2 separate regions of the Homo sapiens genome follow, and region 2 is linked to region 1. Evidence: chromatin contacts called from ENCODE Hi-C data. All regions are on one chromosome and are shown on one strand. The core of a region is the stretch at or near the end of the contact, and the rest is flanking DNA. Distances in the headings are between cores, read along the strand shown. Region 1 holds the start of PCGF3 (polycomb group ring finger 3). Region 2 overlaps FGFRL1 (fibroblast growth factor receptor like 1).

Evidence for each region. Hi-C counts contacts between places; a loop is a spot of excess contacts on that map. Pooled maps may share reads with other maps.
Region 2: a pooled map shows a loop between it and region 1 (2.9-fold over the local background). The contact joins the enhancer-like site here to the promoter of PCGF3 in region 1. A Hi-C loop is called at or near these places in 2 of 168 maps with a recorded cell type or tissue (both naive thymus-derived CD4-positive, alpha-beta T cell), 2 of 37 single-sample maps with no recorded cell type and 14 of 50 pooled maps.

What each region holds. Positions count from the first base shown.
Region 1 is chr4:703,868-708,491 of GRCh38, reverse strand. It overlaps PCGF3 (polycomb group ring finger 3), which reads right to left and starts at 2,660. Exons shown (of 11, transcript NM_006315.7): 1 at 2,522-2,660. RefSeq lists enhancers at 902-1,886, 1,887-2,872, 3,913-4,624 and a silencer at 2,238-2,937.
Region 2 is chr4:1,018,886-1,023,509 of GRCh38, reverse strand. It overlaps FGFRL1 (fibroblast growth factor receptor like 1), which reads right to left. Exons shown (of 7, transcript NM_001004356.3): 3 at 1,035-1,307. Among named protein-coding and RNA genes, the nearest start is that of FGFRL1, 9.6 kb to the right of the region's middle. RefSeq lists an enhancer at 4,502-4,624. Within about 2 kb of position 1,654, at least 3 of the 41 ENCODE cell types and tissues checked have a DNase peak (open chromatin) inside an H3K27ac peak, as active enhancers do.

The DNA of each region.
Region 1 (4,624 bases), core at 1,411-3,910:
GGGTCTCATGGAAAGGGCCTCGGGTACCAGGATGCCAGATGCCTGGCCTTCACAGCAGGTGCATCCAGCTGAGTGGACTGGGCAGATTCAGGACACTGCTGGATTCCCCCCCGAGGGTCCCAGTACTCCTTACAGTCCAGTCTTGGGGCCTACATGCTCCTCAGTGACTTGTTCAGGAGTCCCAGCCCTCTGAGGACCTGTCTGGAAGTTCCAGCTCTCATCAGGTCCTCTTTGAGAGCCTAGCCTTCTTCCCAGTCCACACCAGTGTCCCGACCCTAAGTGACCCCGTTTGAGGTCCTGGTCATCTAGAAGCCTGTCCATGTCATGAGCCCTTCTCACTGTCCAGTCTCAGGGTGCCGGGCCCTGGGAGAAAACAGGGCTGTCTCAGGGTCCCGGCCCCCAGGTGAAAACAGGGCTGTCCCAGGGTCCCGGCCCCCAGGTGAAAACAGGGCTGTCCCAGGGTCCCGGCCCCCAGGGGAAAACAGGGCTGTCCCAGGGTCCCGACCCCCAGGGGAAAACAGGGCTGTCCCAGGGTCCCGGCCCCCAGGGGAAAACAGGGCTGTCCCAGGGTCCCGACCCCCAGGGGAAAACAGGGCTGTCTCAGGGTCCCGACCCCCAGGTGAAAACAGGGCTGTCCCAGGGTCCCGACCCCCAGGGGAAAACAGGGCTGTCCCAGGGTCCCGGCCCCCAGGGGAAAACAGAGCTGTCCCAGGGTCCCGGCCCCCAGGTGAAAACAGAGCTGTCTCAGGGTCCCGGCCCCCAGGTGAAAACAGAGCTGTCTCAGGGTCCCGGCCCCCAGGGGAAAACAGAGCTGTCCCAGGGTCCCGACCCCCAGGGGAAAACAGGGCTGTCCCAGGGTCCCGACCCCCAGGGGAAAACAGAGCTGTCCCAGAGTCCCGACCCCCAGGGGAAAACAGAGCTGTCCCAGGGTCCCGACCCCCAGGGGAAAACAGGGCTGTCCCAGGGTCCCGGCCCCCGGGTGAAAACAGGCTGTCCCAGGGTCCCGGCCCCCAGGGGAAAACAGGGCTGTCTCAGGGTCCCGGGGGAGACGGGGCAGTCTCAGGGTCCCAGCAGTGCTCACAGGACTCACAAGACTGCTCCAGGGTCAGGTCCTCCTGAATTATGGTCATGGGGTCCTGGCCCTCGTCTGTGACCCACTTTAAGGCAGGACCTTCCTGGGGGATCTATTCTGGGGTCCTGGCATTCTTTGGATTCTGCCTGGTCCCTACGTCTGGCCCTCCTCCGTGATTCTTCCCAGGGTCCTAGCCCCCCCGGGCCCTGCCAGGTGGCCAGGTCCGACCCTCCTTGGTGACCCATCTTGGGGTCCCAGCCCTTCTCGGTGACCTGTCCCAGGGTCAGACCCTCCTGGATGATGTGTCATTGTGTCCTAGCACTCTGGGGGTCCTGTGCAATCCCAGAGCCCAACTCTCTTCAGGTCCTGCCTGGTCTGAAGACCCAGCCCTCCCGGGGTCCTGCCTGGGCTGGGGTCGCGACCTTCCCAGGGTCCTGCCTGGGCTGGGGTCCCTACCCTCCCGCGGTCCTGCCTGGGCTGGGGTCTTTGCCCTCACCTGGGTCCTGCCTGGTCTGGGGTCTTCGCCCTCCCTGGGTCCTGCCTGGGCTGGGGTCGCGACCTTCCCAGGGTCCTGCCTGGTCTGGGGTCCCTGCCCTCCCGCGGTCCTGCCTGGGCTGGGGTCTTCGCCCTCACCTGGGTCCTGCCTGGTCTGGGGTCTTCGCCCTCCCTGGGTCCTGCCTGGGCTGGGGTCGCGACCTTCCCAGGGTCCTGCCTGGTCTGGGGTCCCTGCCCTCCCGCGGTCCTGCCTGGGCTGGGGTCTTCGCCCTCCCTGGGTCCTGCCTGGTCTGGGGTCTTGGCCCTCCCGGGGTCCTGCCTGGTCTGGGGTCCCTGCCCTCCCGCGGTCCTGCCTGGGCTGGGGTCTTCGCCCTCCCTGGGTCCTGCCTGGTCTGGGGTCTTGGCCCTCCCGGGGTCCTGCCTGGTCTGGGGTCTTGGCCCTCCCTGTTCTGGGGTCTTTGCCCTCCCTGGGTCCTGCCTGGGCTGGGGTCTTCGACCTCCCGGAGTCCTGCCTGGGCTGGGGTCTTGCCCTCCCTGCGTCCTGCCTGGACTGGGGTCTTGCCCTCCCTGCGTCCTGCCTGGGCTGCTGTCCCAGCCCTCCCTGGGTCCTGCCTGGGCTGGGGTCTTCGACCTCCCGGAGTCCTGCCTGGGCTGGGGTCTTGCCCTCCCTGCGTCCTGCCTAGGCTGGAGTCCCAGCCCTCCCGGGGTCCTGCCTGGGCTGGGCTCTTGGCCCTCCCGGAGTCCTGCCTGGGCTGGGGTCTTCGACCTCCCGGAGTCCTGACTGGGCTGGGGTGCCGGCCCTCCCGGGCCTGCCAAGGGCTTCCCGGGCCAGGCCGACGGGGACGACGGAGCGCGGGCCCGGGGTTCGGAGCCTTCCGGGCCGGACACGGGCCGAGGCCGCAGCCTGAGGAGCGGGCGCCGAGGGCCCAGGCCAGGCGGGGCGGACTCACTGACCTGCGGTCTCGGGGCTGCGGGCGAGCAAGGCGCACGCGGGGTCCGCGCCGGAGGGGGGAGGGGGCGCCGCTCCCTCTGGGTCCCCCCCAAGAGGAGGAGAAAAAAGCCCGTCCGGAGTTTAAAACAAAGAGGCGGAAATGCCCGAGCCGAGCCGAGCGCCGCGTCGGGGGCGCCGCGCTCGGAGCATGCGCGGTGTGCGTCTGGGCTCCCACCCCGCGGCAAGGGGCGTGGGCGGGGCCAGGCGGTAAGGGGTGGGGATAGGGGCGGGGAGGGGCGTGTTCAGAGGGCGCAGGCGCGTCGGGCCTGGACTCGGCGGAGGGAGCCGCGGGGCGCGAGGGCCAGGGGCGAGGCATAGGGCGGGGCCATGAGGGGCGTGGTCAGGAGAGCGACAGGGCCGCGCTGTGCTGAGGGACCCGACGGGTCCTGGACGATCGTGAGCTGGGGCGCTGGAGCAGCAGAGTCCTCAGGCCCGGGTCCCTCCGGGGGTGCCGTCCAGTACGGGTGCTGCTGTCCTTTGTGGGAGCCGGGACTGAGCGCCCTCCCGGCAGGGTTAAGGGTCGGTGTTAGGGTCAGGGGTCGGGTTAGGGGTCAGAGTCAGGGTTAGGGTTGGGTTTAGGTTTAGGGTCAGGGTTAGGGGTTAGAGTCAGGGTTAGGACTGGGTTTAGGGCTAGGGTCAGCATTAGGGGTTAGGGTTAGGGTTGGGTTTATGGTTAGGGTCAGGATTAGGGGTGGGGTCAGGGTCAGGGGTTAGGGTCTGGTCTAGGGTTAGGGTTGGGTTTAGGGTTAGGGTCAGGGTTAGGGTTAGGGTTGGGTTTTAGGGTTAGGGTCAGGGTTAGGGTTAGAGTCAGGGTTAGGACTGGATTTAGGGTTAGGGTCAGCATTAGGGGTTAGGGTTAGGGTTGGTTTTACGGTTAGGGTCAGGATTAGGGGTAGGGTCAGAGTTAGGGGTTAGGTTTAGGGTTAGGGTTGGGTTTAGGGTTAGGGTCAGGATTAGGGGTGGGGTCAGGGTCAGGGGTTCGGGTCTGGTCATGTTTAGGCTTGTATTTAGGTTATGTTCAGCATCAGGACGGACAGGGCACCCACGTGCGGACTCTCCGACCTGGGTGCCCTCCGCCAGGGTGGAGCAGTACGGGCGGCATTTGCGCCTTCGTGGGACTGGCACTGTCCTGAGAGGGCGGGATCCGAGGACCGAGGGCGCGTGCGGGGGTGAGGCGGACGTGCAGGCACGCGGGGTCCTAGGGTCTCCCGGTTTGCGGGTTCTGGGCTGGCGGCCCAGGACGGGAGGGCAGGTTGGGTCTTGGGTGGGAAGCGAGACCACTGTGGTTCCGGGCGGCGGGGCACCGCGCAGTGTGGAGGCTTGGTGGCGAGAGGGGAGGCCCCGTAGGCCCAGGGGCACTCGCTGCGAGGCTGTGCGGTGCAGGCATGGAGCAGGAGTCGGGAGTCATTAGCTCGTCCCGTCTGGAGAGGTGGTGGCTGAGGGAGTGACCCTGCGACTGTCCCCGTGAAGTCTAGAGTTGGACCCCGGGAGCAGCCACCAGGCAGGGGGCCCCGGGCCCAGGTATGGTGCAGCACGTGGGGAAGCGGCTTGAGTCCGCTGCTGAGAGGGGCCTGAGAAGGGCTGGGGGCCTGCTGAGATCTCCAGCACTGGGTGGACACGTTATCCGGGTGGGAGGAGGACAGACAGCAGACATGTGAATGTGTACAGCATTCCCAGGCATGCTGCTGTGAAGGGGAGGGACTAAATGTGGCCACTGCTGCCCCCGGGGGAGGGGAGGCAGGGAGGGCTCCGTGGAGCCATGGGGTGGCCCAGTGCAGGGGAGGGGCCCACTGGAGAGGGCTGCCTGGGATTGGGGTACTGGGGTGCTGGCCCTCCACAAGAGCCCTGACTGCAGTTTTCAGTTGGTGGAGGCAGGCCCCAGATGTGGAGGGGAGGACTGGAGGATCATCCCAGAAGGAGGGCAGGGGCAAGGTATTGGTGCTGGGGTGCAAGGGGCAGGGGGTGGCCAGCAGGCCAGGAACAGTCCTGGGCTGAGTGTGGTGGCCTCAGGAAGAGGCAGAGTGGTAAGCTGCAGTTCAGAACTCACTCCAGGCCCCAGGCCCCTC
Region 2 (4,624 bases), core at 405-2,904, 320 kb before region 1:
CCACACACCCACAGCCCAGAATCCCAGGGACAGCTGGGCAAGGGCCGCTGGCCCACACTGGGCGCAGGTGACCCTGATGGGCACGGGTGGGGCTGGAGGGCCGGCCCCCATTCTGGCTCCGGGGGGTCTGCAGGCCCCGGGGGAGGAGGGAGCCGGGCCCGGCCAGCAGCTGCAGTAACCCTAGCCTACATCAAGGGGCCGAGGGCTGGTGAACAGACGAGACTCTCATACCACCCGGTCATCGTCCCCTTTGAAAGGACTGTGGGGTGGGGGTGGGGGACAGCCAGTTTTCCCATTCCACACAATGCCGAGGGGCAGGGCGTGCTGTGGAATGTCCCCTCCATCCACCCTGTGACAGCCGCTCCTTCACTGAGCCCAGGACCAGGCTGTCTCAGGCCGCACCCCCAGACCCTGCTGGGGCCTGGGCCAGGCTCCTGTATTCAGAAAACGGGCACATGTACCCTAAAACTTAAAGTAGAATTAAAAAAAAAAAAGAAACGGGCCAGCCCAGCTCCCAGGAGCTCCACCCGAGGGCCCCACACCCAGGAGCCCAGCGGAGCAGGCGGGGTGCCGGGTCCCTAGGTATGGAGGGCGTGTCTCTCTGGACACCTGTCCAAGCCCAGCGCCCGGGCCCCAGGCGCAGAAGAGAACAGAAAGGCCACGCATCCCGGCGGCTCCTCTGAACTCCGAAACCCGAGCCTCAAAGTCACAGCCGACGGCCGGCACACCCTGCCAAGGCCTCGGGCCCCAGCCCTTCTGTGGGACCACTGCCTTCGGCTCCCGCCCTCCACCCTCCGCCCTCCGCTGGGAGGAAGGCTCCGAGGCTGGAGCCTGACGGGGACAGGAACGGGACAGGATACCTGGGGGATGGTGGCAGAGGTGCAGCCAGCTGAGGTGGGGCAGGGCACCGAAGGAAGGCTTTCTGCCGGGGGCTGGCTGACTCTCGGGCCCCAGGTGTGTCCCCGTCCGCCCTCCTGCACACCCCTGCCTGGCTCCAACCCAGCCCATGACCTCTGACCGCAGCAGCGACTAACCCAGCACGACGAGGGTGTAGTTGACGCTCAGGCTGCCGAAGCCGTTGGTGGCCTTGCACACGTACACGCCGGCATCCTCCCGCTCCACCTGCTTCACCTTCAGCCCCTGCGGCAGCACGCGGAAGCGGCTCCAGCCGCTGTGGATGGTGCGGCCATCCTTGGTCCACATGGTCAGCGGCGGCGGGTCCCCCTCCACTGGGCACTGCAGCCGCACAGTGCGGCCCAGCCGGGCCACCTGCCGTGGGACCACCTTGTCCGCCATCTTTGGGGGGCCTGCGGGTGGGACCGAGGAACAGTCAGCGAGGAGGGGCTTGGGGTCCGGAGCCGGGGGGGCGGTCAAAAGGGGACCCACGGCCCAGCACAGACCTCGGGCCTGAGCTCCACCTGGGTCACCTGCCCAAGATGAGCAGAGGGGCCGAGGTGCAGTGCCCCTGACCCAGGCCTCAGCTGCCCACATGCACCAAAGCCCTGAGCACTGGCCCAGCAAACACCACGTCAGCAGCCTCTCATGGCCGGGGCAGCCCCGTGGCCCCAGAGGCTGGCTCTTTGAGACACGAGAAGGGAGCAGGGTCCCCAGAGGATGCAAAACAGCTGCGCTTGGTAACTCTCGAAAACCACCAACCAAAAGGGCAGAGTCTCCTTCTGGTCATACAGGAAGCAGCCGTACACCCGAGGTCAGAGGGGACAGTGGCCCCCCAAGGACAAGGGCAGTAGGGGGATGGGGGGCCTGGTGGGTCCCAAAGAGGCCCCAGGCCCCTCACCTAATTCCCACCCAACCATCAGCCCAGGGCCCAGCCGGGCCTGGGCATGGGCCAGCGACCCCACAGCTATCCACAAGCAACCGAGCACGGCGGGCTGCCTGAGCCTGTGCAATGTGTGGATGAGAGTCTGTGCAGCACCCACGTCTGTGTCAATATCAGACCTGAGTTCAGGGACCACAGATGCCCAGGTCTGTCTGCCCACCCCCAAGGGCCGTACCCTGCCAGGCACCTTAGCCTTGAGGGGGCATGACCCCAAGGCCCTGGGGTCAGAGAGCAAGCCTCTGGAGAGACGTAGCTCGGGCTGACCACGGGCACTGCCGCTCCTGTCTGGGGGGCAGCCAGTATGTCCTCCCACCACCTGTGAAACCCACAGGAGCAGAAAGGCTGCGGCTCCACATGGCCACCTGCACCATCCCACCCTATGTGGAGAAGCCGAGCCCTCCTTTCCTGGCAGAGGCCTCCTTTCCTGGCAGAAAGGAACCCACCCCATCCCCTGCCTGGGTCCCCGCCCCACCCCATCCCCTGCCTGGGTCCCCATCCCACCCCACCCCCTGTCTGGGTCCCCACCTCACCCCTTCCCCTGCCTGGGTCCCCACCCCATTCCCTGCCTGGGTCCCCACCCCACCCCCATTCCCTGCCTGGGTCCCCACCCCGCCCCATCCCCTGCCTGGGTCCCCACCCCGCCCCTTCCCCTGCCTGGGTCCCCACCCCGCCCCATCCCCTGCCTGGGTCCCCACCCCGCCCCTTCCCCTGCCTGGGTCCCCACCCCGCCCCATCCCCTGCCTGGGTCCCCACCCAGCCCTGCCCCTTCCCCTGCCTGGGTCCCCACCCCACCCCATCCCCTGCCTGGGTCCCCACCCCGCCCCTTCCCCTGCCTGGGTCCCCACCCCGCCCCATCCCCTGCCTGGGTCCCCACCCCAGCCCCACCCCTTCCCCTGCCTGGGTCCCCACCCCACCCCATCCCCTGCCTGGGTCCCCACCCCGCCCCTTCCCCTGCCTGGGTCCCCACCCCGCCCCATCGCCCCATTCCCTGCCTGGGTCCCCACCCCATCCCCTGCCTGGGTCCCCACCCCATCCCCTGCCTCAGTCCCCACCCCACCCCATCCCCTGCCTGGGTGCCTCTGGGCTGGAAGGCAGGGCCAGGGTTCTGTGTGTGTGTGACCAGCCCCAGTGGGCAGTGCCAAGCCGGCCAGGAAGATGAACCTAGAACACACAGACCCTGCAGGCCTCAGAAACTCGGGGCACCGCAGGGCCTGTACCTGGATGGAGCTCCTGGGAAAGGAGGGCCCTGCGTGCCCCACTCCCCACGTGCTGCTCCCAAGTCCTGCAGCGGCGACCACAGCCCACTCACTGCTCTCCATGTCGGAGAGGCGGCCGCAGGCACCCCACAGTTCCCAGGGCATCTCTCGCCAGCCCATGGGTGACAGTGTCCATCCCGCACTGCAGCCACTGCTGTCTGGGAGCGTCCAGGCTGCGTGCAGAACACCAAGAGGTAGCAGCTGCTCCAGGCCATCTCGATGGGGCCTGGGGCCGCGTGTTCCTCCAATACACAGTTAACAGTGGCCCTGTGACGTCTCCCACTGGCGTCTTCAGACACTCAGGGAGCAGCTCCCATTCTGACCCCCAAGTCTGGGGACAGGGACCCTCACAGAGAATCCCTATCACCTCTCTGGAGGCCTCCCAATCAGTGCTGATAGCACAGGGGGCGTTGCCCAGGGCCTCTAGGTTCTGAGCCCACAGGCATCATTGGCCGCTGGGGCTGGGAGTGGAGACACGGCGCCTCCCTGCTGTGCCCAGAAACACAAAGGGTGGGCTGAGGCTCTGGAGGGAGGGATTCTTCTCAGCCCTGGCTCACCCGGCCCATCCCAGTCCTTGGCCTCTCTGAGAAAACATGTGGGGGTCTCTTCTCTGACTCACGTCTCTCCCTCAACTCAGGACCCTCCCACCCAGGCCATGGGCCCCAGCCCTGAAGCCCCTCCTTCCCTACCCTCCCTGCAGCTCCCCGGAGAGGAAATGAGATGGCGGCTGTGGGGGGCTGCCAGCCCACCACCCCCTCAGTGTGGTTCTGTGAGCTGCCCAGGGCTGGGGGCAGCTCTGGCAAATTTGTCCCGGGGAGGAAGCGGCTGCAGGGCCCACAGCACTGGGGCCTCCTGACCCCTTCCCAGCCGGCCCAGGTCCCAGACGCACCCCAGGTTGACCCCACCAGCACCTGTCGCTGCCTGAAATCCCACCACCCACAGGGCCTCCCGGGACCAAGGGGGAGTGGCCAAGGCCCCTGGCCAGCCCAGCCCCTGTGGCCCACAGCCTGCAGGGGTGCCTGGGCCTCCTGGCTGGCTACCTGGGCACAGGCCTCACACGTGCATGTTCATGGGTGCACACAAGTGTTCACCCACACAACTGTCCAGAAGAAGCAAGAGAGCGAGTGCCTGGCCCTGTCCTGGGTGGGAGCACACTGACCCAGCCCCCCACATCTGGGGAGGGAGCCCACCTCAGAGGCTGAAAGCCCCAGCTACACTTCGGGAAGGTTTCCCAGCCCCCACCCTGCCCCAGGCAGATACAAGCAAGGCTTGGTGAGGTAAGGGTCCCCAAAGGCATGCGGGAGGTGCAGGATGACAGGCACAGACAGGGAGGCGGGACCCCCGCCTGTGGTCACCACTGAGAAAGGGGGCAGAGACAAATGACCGCTGGATGGCCGGAAGCGTGGCCCCCAGGGCCGGCCTGCAAGCGCTGTAGGCACGGGCAGAGGCAGCTGGGCCAGAGGAGCCAGGCTTATCCTAAAGCAAACAGCCTCCCTCCCCCTCGCCAGGCCTATCCCACCCCCACCTGGGC